Regions from separate parts of the Homo sapiens genome. Here region 1 is linked to region 2. Evidence: chromatin contacts called from ENCODE Hi-C data. All regions are on one chromosome and are shown on one strand. Each heading gives the region's core, a stretch centred on a gene start or an enhancer-like site at or near the end of the contact. The rest is flanking DNA. Distances are from core to core; before and after follow the strand shown.

Region 1 (7,341 bases), core at 1,347-3,846, 540 kb before region 2:
ACAAGGTGAACAAGCCTGAGGCCGGCACACTACTGACCAGTGTTGCAACGTGTGATTGTCAATGGGACCTTGGGCCCTTTCTTGTTGGTAGCTTCTTGCCCTCTAGTCCTGGTCCATTAATATCATCAGCTTGATCGTGCCTCTGCTGCTACTGAATTATGAAGGTAGGGAAAAGGACTAGGTGACTTCTTAAGCCATCATCCCAAAGTCTCCCTGTTTCATCCCAAAGACTCTCCCCAGAATGTAATGAGGCTTGTCAGTTGAAGGGCTCCTTCAAGGCTATCAGAATCAGAGCCTGCAGGGCTGGAAGCCAAATCCACATTCCCCAAAGCTCCACCACATACTTCCAGTTGGGGAACTGATATTTGGATGTCTTTGAAATCCAAGAATACCTACTCTGCTCACATCTGGAGGGAAAGAGAAGACACCGGAGGATTAACCACCCTCAAACATCTCCCTATACAGAAAAATAGCTGGTATTTATTTCCTAGCACTTCTCTGGCTTTTTTCCTATCTCCGGCTGGCAGGCTTGTCTCAGTTGCAGAGGCCTCATCCCACCCAACCCCTTCCACTCCCTATTATCCCCCTTCGTGCCCAAAAGTGCAGCTGCAGACTCCATGAGCCCATCCCTCTGAGGCACCAATCTTTAACATGTGTCTAGAGGGTCCCCTGCTGGAACCTAGCAGTCTCGGGCATGGTCACAACCACAATAAAAATAGGAAAGGTCAAGAAAGACTGGCCTTTGTCTCTGGCCACTTCTAGCAGCTTCACTGCCTCCCAAGTGATTGTAAAATCATTGAGTCTGAACAAACTACCGCTTGACAGTGCATGCCACCCAGGATTCTGTACCATGGCCAGCACGAAGCTAGGAATTAATAATAACTGTGAGTGATTATCACGGAAACTGTCTCTAGGAAAAATGACCAGGTTTTTACCATTCAACCTTGGGGAGATAAAATCAGGCATAGCAGAAAAAGGACAAATGATCTAAGAGCAAATGCAGGACTCCAGATCCAAAGAGCATTCTTGAGGCCCGATTATACACCTGTCTCATCTCCCTGTCTCAGAGGCAGGTGACGAGAAGGGGAGGAGGTATCTCCATCCAGCCCATCAACCAACTCCAAACCCTGTGCTCATTCTAGACCCTCCCCAACACCTCCTTGCCCTTATTCCCTGTCAATTTGCCTCTCTGTAGGTCTCTGCTTGCCCCGCTCTGTTGGACCTGTCAAGACCCTCTTTGTCTCCTGCCACAGCCTCCCTTCAGCTTTCTCCATCCAACACCAGCCCTGATTTTAGAATATCGCCCTACCTAAAACCCACCAATGAACAAGAATGGCAAATTATTTACCCTTGTGAAGGCTGGGTAATAGGAACATGGAGGATTATTTTATTATTCTCATTACGTTTGTGTATGCTTGAAGTCTTTCATAATAAAACGACTCTCCGACGACCTCCAGGGATCTCAGGGTAAAGTCCGAAGTCTGCAGACTGGCATTCAAGACCCCTCAGGATTTGTCTCTACCCAGTTTAACCAGCTAACCTCCTGGCACTCACCATGCTGCAGCCTGTTTTCCCAGCCTTTGGAACTCAAGTCTCTCTTGCAGCCCTAGTTTTACCCCATGCATCTTCTTTTTACAGAACACATTTCCCCTTGTGCCCTGCCTAGAAAACACCTCCTAATCCCTTGGAAATCTAATGCAAATGATCCCTGGTCTGGGTCACCTTCCCTACCTTCTGGGGGCAGGGAAGAGGGGGCCTCCTCAGTCCTGATATACAACAAATACCCAGTATGTGTTTAGGAGAGACCAGAATGTCTTGGCTAATAGAACGTGTGCAATATTTACTTGAACTTAGGCAAGTAGGGTAATCTTTCTTGGCTTCTGCTTCTGTCTCTATAAAATGAAGATAATAGCGGTACTTATCTCACAAGGCTGGGGTAAAGATTCAGCGGTATTCTCTGTGTAAACAGTTTAACACAGTACCTGGCAGAGAGAGGGGGAGAAAGAGGGAGAGAGGGAGAGATGCTGACTGACTTACAGACAGACATACTTCAATCAAAGAATATAGTGGGTAATTATGTGGCTTGTCTTAAATGAAATGCTTCCAAATCCCACAGGGAAAGCACTGCCGCTTAGCTCTTCCTGGGAGCTAGAGAAATTCGTGGAAAATCGTTGACATTAAAGTCACGATTCCTTTCTCGGGCTCAGGGGCTATTCATACTTTGGAGGGTTTTCAGAAGTCGAGGGGAGTCCCGGGCCCTCCTATTTGGAAGAATCGGAAGGATAGTGCAGGGTCTGTGCCTGGGAGCTGGCCCGAAATCAGGGGGCTAGGAAGGCACGGGGTTTGCACGAAAATCAGCCCCGGTGACAATCCCCAGTCTGTGAGCTCTCGGTGGACTCGGGGCCCCAGGGGTGGGAACCCGGAGTGAGAAAATCTGAGTGGGGTCTGGTGCACGGCCCCCCACCTGCCAGCCCCGCTCCCTGGGCTGCGGCGGCCTCGTGCGTCACGGGCGCAGGCGGGGGCCGAGGGGAGGGCGGCACCGCAAGGTGAGGGCACCGCGCTGCCTTAAGACGCCGCGCGCCCCCGCTGCCTCTCAGAGCTTGCAGCGCGGCGCGCTGGCCGGACGTGCGGGCACAGACGCTGTGCCCCGCTCCTGCCGCGCCCGCAGCGCCCGCTGCCCCGTGCCAGCTCGCAGCCGCCCGAGCCCCGAGAGGCGGCCGGGACGAGCGCGAGGAGCCCCGAAGGACCTGCACGCGGCGCCCGCGACGCCACGTCTGCAGCAGCAACAGGTAAGCAGCCCGGCCCTACTCCGGGCTCCGTGGCCCCCAGCACCCGGCAGGGCCCCGAGCCTGGGAGCCCACGACGCCCCCTCTGAAGCGTCCCGACGGCTGCTGAGCTACCAGGCGCGGTGGCCCGCGGTGCGGCCCCTTCTCGCCTTTCCCTAGCCATCCTCCCGCCCTCGCGTTTTCTCTCTCACTTTTTCTCGTGCGTTCTTTTCCCCCTTCCTCTCCATTCTCTCGTTTTTTCCTCATCCTTTCCCTCTTCCTCTGCTTGTTCTCTTTTCTTATTATTTTTTGCTTTTTCTGTCTGCGTCTCTCCCAGTCTGTCTTGCTCTCTCATTCTCTCTCACTCTCACGCTCCCATTTCTTCTTTTTTCTTTCTTTCTCCCTCTCTGTTGCTCACATTCTCTCTGTCTCTCTGTATGTATCTCATTCTTTCGCTGTCTCTCATTTCCTTTTTGTCTCTCTGCCTCTCAGTCTCTCTCGCCCTGCCTTTCTGACTCTCTCCACCACCCTGCACCCCTGCCTCTTTTGCCTTTCTCCCCAGCTCCTTTCCCACTCCCCTCGGCTGTCACCGACACCAAGCAGATCCGGAGAAAGCAAAGAGGATGCCAAATTGGGAATGGGGATGGGGCTGTGGAGGGTGAGGGTAGGGGAGCTCAATAGGCATCCTCTCTGCATTTTCCAGTCTCCATTGCACTGCTGATAAACTAAGGGTTTTTTAACCAAAGCCCGCGGTGGCCGGGGCGGCAGGTGGTTTCCACGGCAAAATAAAGTCCACAGGGAGACAGAGATCCAAAGAGACAGAGATCCAGCCAGAGAAAAACCAAGGTGAGGGGCCATGGGAAAAAGATGTAGAGAAATAGAGATGCGCACACACTCAAAGATACAAAGCAAGTGTTTAGCCAGAGTCCTGGGGTGACAGGAAAGTGAAGGACAGAGAAACCAACGAGAGAGTGCACACACTAAAGAGATAGCTTGAGAGACAGGTGAGACAAGCAGTAGAGTGTTAGAGATCAATGGAGAGAGAGGCAGAGTAATGCAGAGAGAACTTAGGCAGGGAGAGACAGAAACCACACGGAGAGACACAGAGACAAGAGGGTCCGAGAAAGACAGAGCAAGCGCACACGTGCCAGTGAGAGACAGAAGGAGACACCCAGAGAACCCGAGGGAGACGCAGAAACAAGAGAGTTGGAGAGACACGGAGACGGGCAGAGACACAGCGAACGACATTGAACAGGTGCGCTAGGGACCCACAAAGATGAACTGCTGGGGAAATAGACTGAGAGAGAAATGGAGAGACAAGAGAGCACTAGGGAAAGACGGAGACACACATGAACTAGCGAGCGACACAGTGACAGGCAGAGACACAGAGAGACAGAATGGATCAGAAAGAGACTGAGGGAGAGACGGGCAAGACTGTGAGAAAGATAGGGAGCGAGAGCGCAAGCCCTGCAGAGAAAGTGCGCTAGCGAAAGAGACACACACAGAGAGACTGAGTGACAAACAGAGTGGAAGAGATAAATGAGAGTAACAGGAAAGAGACAGCGTGCACGTGCTATCGAGAGACGGAGAAACAGAGACAGACATAAGTGAGAGACAAGGATGAGAAAGAATCAGGAAACGGTGAGACACATACAGACACACAACCCGAGAGATAAAGAAAAAAAGTGCGCTAGCGAGAGACACTGGAGAAGAGACAGAAACTGACGGTCGTAAACAGACAGAAACAGAGAGCGCACGCGCATGCGCTAGCGCTAGCGACCAAAACTCCCCGGAGCCAGAGACAGTGTGAGAGACAAGCAGAGAAAGCGCACGCACGCACGCGCCAGCAGGAGAAACAGATGAGAGGAAATCAGAGCCCTGGAGAGAGACAGGCAGACAGATCTGGAGAGTCCGGAAAGGAGCCATAGAAGCTGCCCGCACTGGGGATGGAGCCGTGCGGAAACCCGGGGTAGGGGGTCCTGCAGCGTCCTTGCTGGGCGCGGAGGCTTCTCCCCTTGACGGGTGACTAACTCTGCCTGCGTGTTTCTTTTGTCACCAGCATAGGCACTGAGTGCGGTCTGTGCACCCCTTTGCCACCCACCGGTGCCGGCACTGAGCCTGCAACCTGTCTCACGCCCTCTGGCTGTTGCCATGACGTCCACCTGCACCAACAGCACGCGCGAGAGTAACAGCAGCCACACGTGCATGCCCCTCTCCAAAATGCCCATCAGCCTGGCCCACGGCATCATCCGCTCAACCGTGCTGGTTATCTTCCTCGCCGCCTCTTTCGTCGGCAACATAGTGCTGGCGCTAGTGTTGCAGCGCAAGCCGCAGCTGCTGCAGGTGACCAACCGTTTTATCTTTAACCTCCTCGTCACCGACCTGCTGCAGATTTCGCTCGTGGCCCCCTGGGTGGTGGCCACCTCTGTGCCTCTCTTCTGGCCCCTCAACAGCCACTTCTGCACGGCCCTGGTTAGCCTCACCCACCTGTTCGCCTTCGCCAGCGTCAACACCATTGTCGTGGTGTCAGTGGATCGCTACTTGTCCATCATCCACCCTCTCTCCTACCCGTCCAAGATGACCCAGCGCCGCGGTTACCTGCTCCTCTATGGCACCTGGATTGTGGCCATCCTGCAGAGCACTCCTCCACTCTACGGCTGGGGCCAGGCTGCCTTTGATGAGCGCAATGCTCTCTGCTCCATGATCTGGGGGGCCAGCCCCAGCTACACTATTCTCAGCGTGGTGTCCTTCATCGTCATTCCACTGATTGTCATGATTGCCTGCTACTCCGTGGTGTTCTGTGCAGCCCGGAGGCAGCATGCTCTGCTGTACAATGTCAAGAGACACAGCTTGGAAGTGCGAGTCAAGGACTGTGTGGAGAATGAGGATGAAGAGGGAGCAGAGAAGAAGGAGGAGTTCCAGGATGAGAGTGAGTTTCGCCGCCAGCATGAAGGTGAGGTCAAGGCCAAGGAGGGCAGAATGGAAGCCAAGGACGGCAGCCTGAAGGCCAAGGAAGGAAGCACGGGGACCAGTGAGAGTAGTGTAGAGGCCAGGGGCAGCGAGGAGGTCAGAGAGAGCAGCACGGTGGCCAGCGACGGCAGCATGGAGGGTAAGGAAGGCAGCACCAAAGTTGAGGAGAACAGCATGAAGGCAGACAAGGGTCGCACAGAGGTCAACCAGTGCAGCATTGACTTGGGTGAAGATGACATGGAGTTTGGTGAAGACGACATCAATTTCAGTGAGGATGACGTCGAGGCAGTGAACATCCCGGAGAGCCTCCCACCCAGTCGTCGTAACAGCAACAGCAACCCTCCTCTGCCCAGGTGCTACCAGTGCAAAGCTGCTAAAGTGATCTTCATCATCATTTTCTCCTATGTGCTATCCCTGGGGCCCTACTGCTTTTTAGCAGTCCTGGCCGTGTGGGTGGATGTCGAAACCCAGGTACCCCAGTGGGTGATCACCATAATCATCTGGCTTTTCTTCCTGCAGTGCTGCATCCACCCCTATGTCTATGGCTACATGCACAAGACCATTAAGAAGGAAATCCAGGACATGCTGAAGAAGTTCTTCTGCAAGGAAAAGCCCCCGAAAGAAGATAGCCACCCAGACCTGCCCGGAACAGAGGGTGGGACTGAAGGCAAGATTGTCCCTTCCTACGATTCTGCTACTTTTCCTTGAAGTTAGTTCTAAGGCAAACCTTGAACTGTCCATAACACGAGAAACAAGAGGAGATTTCTTTTCAATGGACCCACAATTCATTAATGCCAAACCATACCATTTCAGGCAAAGGTGTTGCACACACATGCTCTTCACCACAAGGTAGATAAATATATAGAAGAGGCAGGAACTGGGGTCTTTCCGTAAAAGCATGGACTTGAGGATTCTGACTGAAATTTTCCCCCCAAAGATTATTAGGCTCTACATTTCTTAAAGCAACAAGGGCTATCCATTTTGGACTTGTAGTTGGTATTCTATCTTTTCCAGAGCTACAACATGCCAACTTTAGCTCTGAAGGAAAGGGAAGATGATGCTTGTGAACTTAAGGACTTTTCGGCCCTCGGGTCGGGAGCTCATGGGCCAGAGCTACAGCTTGTGTTCAACTGAAAGAAAGGCAATGGACCAAATCATTCATGGAGCCCAAGAAACAGAACCTAATGGACTGATCAACATATGAGCCAAATTCTGAACTGAACAGCCCCACAGTCGGGTGCAAAGACTGTTACACAAACTAAAACAAAGGGCCTCCTACAGTTAGAATCTCAAGAAGGTTTCTAGATCCCCTAAAGGGATCCAGAAAAGTAGAAGGACATGTATGAAATGGGAAGCTAGTCCAAGGGAAAAGATTGAGAAATAACACACATCTGGAGAGCTAAACAGTTGACTTTTTTTCCTATAAAATCTTGGGTTTATGCATGGGCTGGAACTGAGGTCATTAAGTGTAAATTGTCAATTGACACAAATATTTTCTGTCTCCTGTTTGAATAATAGTGGGGCAGAAATCATGCCACTATTTTACAACTTCCCTTATGTGACTGAATTGAGATGCTGGTGGGAATTCTTCAGATCTCTGCCAACA
Region 2 (6,843 bases), core at 294-2,793:
TATCTGTATGCAGAGAGCACACAGAACAGAACTCTGATTTGGTATATAAAGAATGGGGTTAACAATTGTAAAACTAAATGCTCATTTTAACTTTATCACAAATTAAATGACGTTATATTTTAGTATCAGAACAAATTAAAGACAAATCCAACTCATATCTATCTTCCTCCCCTTTGGGGGAAAAGCGTTATTGCAAAACGAAAGAAATATAGTTATATCATCATACCAATCAATATTAGGCAGGCATGGAATGGGGAAAATGTAAAACCCAAAGTTTGAAGAGGTATGGGCTTCAACAACATAAAAGGATAAAGTCACACATTAATCCATTATCACACCTTTGTTAAAAGTATTCAGAATGCTGAAGAAACCAAATCTGCACTCAAACTAGCACTACCAACACAGAAGTGAAATCGTAAATTTTAACAATCTGGAGGGATTGGAATATATATACAAATACAGAATGGGAAAGAAAAGTTGCAAAAGAATTTTTACAATAGCAGTCCAGTCGCGCAGTGGAGACAGGTTTTGTATCATTGACTTGCAAGTCAATTTGTGTGCTATTAGTGTGCCCTTTCCTGCTCATGAGAGCCAGATTAAAAGGGCACTTTTACCACAAAGTTTACAGAATCAAGTTTAACATTAGTTATTTTACTTCGAAGCTGAAATAAAAATACTTAGCAATTTCCAAGTATTCCAAACAAACATACACAGATTTTCCATCTGTATTCTGTGTATCTCCAGTCTTATTCCTGTGGTTATATGGTTCAAACATATATGCCTAGGGACAAAATTTACTAGGAAAGTAAAGCAAGGTGCAAAGAAAGTTCAATTAGTAAAGCTATATAAACAGCTACTTTAAAAAAGAAATCAAGAAACTGCATTTTGCACATAGTACATAAGCTAAACATCTGAGTTCCTAGGACAAGTGGGGTTGGCTACCAGAAATGGACAGCTACTAAATTTGTTCTTGGTATTTTTCCTCTTTGCAATAAAAAGCAGTCATGTAATAATCAACTGTGACCTTCACAGACAAGATTAATAAAGCATAGAAAAGACTTAAAAATTACATTTAAGACACTACCCTAAAGATTTACGTTCTTTTACACATCGGTGCCCCAACAAACACAACAAAAAGAAGCGTCGCTATTCAAGGGGGCTAGGACCAAGGACCAAGGATCTCAGCAAAGCAAACGTAAAAGGAGTGCCCCGCGAGGCTGGCCAGGCGGCCCGCTCTGCAGTGGCGCCCGTGGCACTCTCCTACCTTGGGGAACCAAGCCTTTTTGTCCAGGTCCCACTCGTAGGGAGTGTCCGTCGGCTGCTGCCCGAGAGAATCGGGTTCTCCGCCGGCATCGGTCTGGGTGTCACCATCCTTGCCGTCTCCGTACAATTCTTGCATTCGCAACTGCTCATCAAACTCATCGTTCCCATCCAAGTTGGTGCCGCTCATGTTTCCTACCTAGCTCAGGAGCAGGGTTCAGAAGAACTAAGAGGCCGAAATGACGCTGGAGCTGAGCAGAGAAAGGGAGGTCAACCGCGCTCTGCTCGCGCCCCGCCGCCCCCCGGCCCGCCTCCCCGCTGCGCCCCAGCAGTCCCCGGGAAATCGCGGCCGCTCGGCGGCTGCACCGCCCCCCTCTCTGCCCGCCCACCGCGCGCGCGCGCTGATGCTGTGAGCTCGGCCGCGCCGCCGCCCACCTGGCTTGCTCCGCCGGGCCTCGGCACCGCCGCTAGGTCCAGGGCGCTGCGGGAGCGCGCAGGCGCGCTGCCGCCGCCGCCACCGCCGCCGCCGCCGACCGGATCTGAGGCGACTGCGGCTCCCTCGGCAACGTCAGGAAATTACTTCTAAACTAAGCCCTGCTCAGGCCGACGCAGCCGCCATTGTCGGCGCGTGGCGACGTCGCGGGTCGCGCCGACACGCCCACTATGGCGTCAAAAAGCGCCGACGCCGGCATGCGGCGCGAGGCCCGGGGAGGCGGGGCGCCGGGGTTGGGGGGACCCGCTGCTGCTGCGCGTCGACGCCCACCGGGGTCGGGTTTGGGGCGGGGCGAGGGCCACTGGGATCCCGCGGCGCCTCAAGGGCCTTGAGCTCCGCGGGGTCCCCGGCGGATCGGCCGGCCCGGGAGGGAAACGGAAGGAAGGCGTGGGAATATTCCCTCGCGGGGGTGGCCGGGCGGGTTTCGCGAGGGCGCCATCTTAGGGGAGTGGGTGGGGCGGACAGGACAAATTTCTCTGGCTTCGAGAAAACGACGCGCCTCCTTCGCCCAAAGGCCCCTCCCCCGCTCAGGAACCGCGTCTTTTACTTGTTTCTTTACGACACCCGGGGATAGACACCGGATCTTGTTCATCTTGGTAGCCTAAACTCCTGGCACCGGCTCTGGTGTCTAATGCGGAATGAGCGAATGAATGAACGAATGAGGGGTAGAAGGGCCAACTTTCTTTTTCTGGTGTCAGCCTTCTCCTTTATCGGTCTCATACCTTCCTCTGGCTGGAGTTCGACTCCGTGGGAAGGATGGAAAGGGCAGCAGTTGCCTGCCTCTTGTACTGCAGATTTCAGTGGCGCTCGAGCTTCGAACTTGAAACTTAAGCATAAATGTAAACATCCCAGTGTAAACACCAGCTTTATTGGCCGGGAAACTCCGCTTCTTTGTCATTCTTTTAGAAAGACACAGCATACTTTTTGTTCTAAACAGAACTTTGTTTTCAGGAATTACACTCATTGCTGAAAAGGAAAAGGTCCATATTTTTAAGTTGGGCAGGTATTTATTGAGCCCCTACTAAGTGCAGGGCACTGCGTGAGGCTCTGGCGACCCAGGAGTTGACAAGACAGGCACAGCTCAGGGGAGACAGAATTAAGATGGTTGGCACCTGACAGATATGAGATGCTGGAGGACAGCAGTTCTCAAACTTTTTGGTTCCAGGTCCTCTTTACACTAAAACATTGAAAACCCCAAAAAACGTTTGTTTGTGGTTTATACTTACCAATATTTCTGCACAAAAATGAAAGCGGCTGTTAAAAAATACTAATTCATTAAAATAATAAGGAACCCATTAGTGTAAACATAAATATCATAACCCGGGCTTGAGGTCCGGGAAAACCTTACCAGAAGAAATTATTTCACTATTCCAGTGACCTTCACTTCTAAACATAGCAGTTGAGTACTACTTCTAGAAAATCCTGGCTCCCCACACACCAGTTGTGTGAATCTATGGTTTCAACGATAACAACAGTTTTTAATAGTTTGGGTTAGTTTTTTTTTAAATTACATTTCTTTTTCATGAAGTTCTCATTCTGGCAGGAACTCTTGGAGAACTGAATTTGTGTGCACTTTTATGATATAGGTAATGTGAGTTTTATTAGGCTTAAACTTTGCTAAATATTTTTTCCTGGATCCAAAAATAGCATACAGCTGTTTTCAGCAATGTGTTATTGGGCTCCCATTTCATTCCCGAGTTCACAGCATAGGTGATAATATGCGACACCACCCTACTGCACATATCATTGAGTGCCGGCTCTACCACAACCGTCTTTTGAGCAGGTGACTTAAAGGGTTCCTTATGCTTATGTCCCATGTCACCCAGCCATCCTGGCCCAAAGGCTGCCCAGGGTCTGTGTGGTGACCTGGCAGATAGCTCTGCATTCTAGACTGGATTTGACTGAGCCAGTAAGAACCTCTCCCAGAAAGTTTGAGTATGGAACATACAGGGATGTGGTCAGAGTAGCAAAGAAGCAAGGAGATACTCCCAGGGAAGGTAAAAGGCAGAACAGAGGCCTGCTGTGGAGAAGTTCCCCACGGGTGAGAGGAGCAGCTGAAGCAGCGAAGAAGGGTCACTGAGTCACTATACTAGTGAGGCAGTGGAGTTGAGAGGTACACACATTGTACCTGTAATGGCATTCTGTTTGGTCGTGAGAACTGGCAGTTTATAATTGCACAATGCTGTGGTCTCTGTGAGGCCTGGTTCCTATTTTTTCTCATTTCCCTGCATATTCATAGAATAACTCCCTAATGACTGAGGTAATCTGAAAGCATCTCTGTCTTTGTAACCTGTCTTTTACAAGTTTTTTTTCTTGCAAGTTATAGAAACACTCGAGGTAACAAAAAAAAAGGGGGGTGGGTTATAAAGATAGGGGCGGCTACTGAAACTCCAGGACTGCAGTGTAGATGGGCCACATAAAGGGATGCTGGACCTAGGAAGAATCTACATAGCTGGCTTCTCTCTGAATATGTGCTTCATTCTTCCCTCTGACCTTTATATGGGGTGATCTGTGTTGTACTTCTGCCCTAATAGGCCACAGCCTTCTTGGTGGATAAATATACATTAACCTACAAAAGCAGAGACTGCACTCCAGATAGGACTCACCTATCTGGCCTAAGAACTCTTTCTGAAAAATTACTGAACTATACCAAATCAGATTTTTAAAAAATGGTCCCTTCAAGCCCACTCTGTCCAGGAATTTTCCTATCCCCACATCCTATAATCTCAAGGCTTAGTGGAACTAAAAAGACTCCTTTCTGACAAAAAGATCGATGAATTCCTGACCTAAGATGACTCAAACTGCAGAAATTCTGCAAACCCAAATTTGCTATTTTCAGCAGAAAAGCGAGTCGTTAAGTGTTTTGTAGTGCTTTCACCTTCAATGATGAAGACTTACCTGCTGGACGTTTTGGTAATGCCTAACTTCGTGACTGTGTTTTCATGCTTTGTGGAGTATTACTGTATTATGTTCCATGTTTTAAGTCTTGGGTCAGGGAAGACCCCGAGCAACACTGAGATGTATACAGAATTTATTTTGTATATATCCCAGCTATCCACGCCATTTAGAATTCTCTCCAAAGAAATGAAATTTTCCATAGAAACATTTCTGGAACCACAAAAGTCAGTGTGAAAAAAATTGTGGCTATTAGGGCCTACTTGTAAGGTTAGCCATGACAAGGATAATCTGTTGAAAAAGAGACCACCCTCTCAAAAATCAAAGCAAAGCTGTGAATTTTAAGCCAACTACAACTACGGATGGAAGGAGGCTGATGCCCTACACAGCCATTTAGGGAATTATTTTATATCCCTAACTCACCTAAGGATTGCTGAGAATGGAAAAAAAAAAAGTTCTTTGAGTTCTAGTTTTATGAACTTCCAAAAAGCTGTCTTCACTTTAGTATTCTGGTACTTTTATCAAGTTATATCTGAAAAGTTATTAGAGTTTAGGAGAGTAAAGATGTAATTTTTACTCAGAGTGAGGAAAATAGTAAGATTGTTTTAGGGCTCTGTGACTTGAAAGTAACATTTTGGAATTAAAATGGGTTCCGTTATATTCTGTCAGAAATACTGTTTTTAGAATATAAAGTTACACAGAGTCATTTAAAACTTTATTTCATATTTATTTGTTTTTCCACACGTGTTACAGTGTCCACTTTAAAACAATACTAATACAGTATCACACCCCCCGCCCAACTTTAAGTAAACCAATTTTACAGAAAGTTAAAGTCTAATGTTAATATGTATTACCTTTTGGAGCCACATCATTAGCAAAAGTTCACGACTCCACAAGCCATTTAAAGAAAGCTCAGCATTACCAAAAGCACACTCAAACATTGTTTTTTTTTTTAAATACAAATTTACCTATAGTGCCAAACATGTTTAAATTTGCTCCAAAAATTTTTCTGAAACCACAGGTCTAAATCTGACACGTCTATTGACAAGAGTTTTTTTTTTTAAAACAATAATTATTAACAAGTGAATGATGTTAGCAGGTAGGAGCACAGGATAGAAAATCAGAACTTTCCATCTGATTTCCATGGGCAGAGATTAATTAGGCCATACACTTACAGGACTTAGGCACCCATTGGGTTTAATAAAGTCAAGCAGGAAGATGATCTGATCACAATTGCACACCCAGGGGTTAGGGATTTCATATGGTACTTCTGCATGTTTTTAGAAAGAGGGCACTGCTTACCAGAAAGAAACGAATTTCTGTAAAGGAAGAATTTCAGACACTGTGGCAGGTTTGCAGATTTTTCAACAGAGGTCCTCAAATGACACCATAAACATGACCACTTATTCTGCCTATGAATAAGGCAAGTTCCTAACAATATTTGTGAATGATAACTTAGCCCAGTTATTAATCCATGGCAGTTGTAAGTGTTGACCCAGTAAGGCAAGCACTGTGCCCCAGATCCTTACTCAGTGCTTTATATTCGCTGACTCCAAAACATTTTCATTTCAACTGCACAGATTCAGCTACAATGGAATACAGATTAATGGAAAAGGACAGCCATTCTGTGAAGGTTTATTTTTAAGAAAATAGCCTAAGAGATGCTTTCTCTCTTTTGTGATCCCCTTTTCACATACAAAGTATCTCTAGATTTACACCACACAGTAAACACAAACACAATTTTATGCAAATCACAGTATATGAGGAGTTAGAAGCATCACAGATGTGATTAAACAACAAATGAGATTTTTAAGTTTCATCTTGTTTATTACACCTTCCTTCCCATTTGACTTCCCTTACGATTCACTGGCATATATAAACTTGTCTTTCTGCACTTAGTGGGGCTTCATTTTATTTAGAAAGCCCGATGACATTACTATTTGTACTTTGAAGAAAGTAATGGTTTGTATTTTACTTACTTATAGGGATCCTTCACTCCTAAGATTTCAACACACTTTTCAAACAACAAAAATCTGGACACCATACACCTGCACACAGCTTAGAGTCGGATACACACGCTGGGAGGAGAAGCAGCATTTTTCCTTGAAAAGCTAGAATCTGTCCTCTGCCTGCTTCACACTACACCCAGTGAACGAGGTCACACTAATTTCAGACATCTGTATGCTCCCAGTGCC

The links. A loop is a pair of places that touch in the nucleus more often than their neighbours do. Pooled maps may share reads with other maps.
Region 1: a loop to region 2 is called in a pooled map, with 8 times the contacts of the local background. The contact joins the promoter of GPR101 here to the promoter of HTATSF1 in region 2. A Hi-C loop is called at or near these places in 7 of 50 pooled maps.

The regions. Positions count from the first base shown.
Region 1 is chrX:137,029,250-137,036,590 of GRCh38, reverse strand. It overlaps GPR101 (G protein-coupled receptor 101), which reads left to right and starts at 2,596. Exons shown (of 2, transcript NM_054021.2): 1 at 2,596-2,789; 2 at 4,825-7,341. The coding sequence starts at 4,917. The coding sequence ends at 6,443. RefSeq lists enhancers at 4,496-5,039, 5,040-5,584.
Region 2 is chrX:136,492,292-136,499,134 of GRCh38, reverse strand. It overlaps HTATSF1 (HIV-1 Tat specific factor 1), which reads right to left and starts at 1,543. Exons shown (of 9, transcript NM_014500.5): 1 at 1,265-1,543. The coding sequence starts at 1,450. It overlaps BRS3 (bombesin receptor subtype 3), which reads right to left. Exons shown (of 3, transcript NM_001727.2): 3 at 5,355-6,843. The coding sequence ends at 6,760. RefSeq lists a silencer at 1,533-2,202.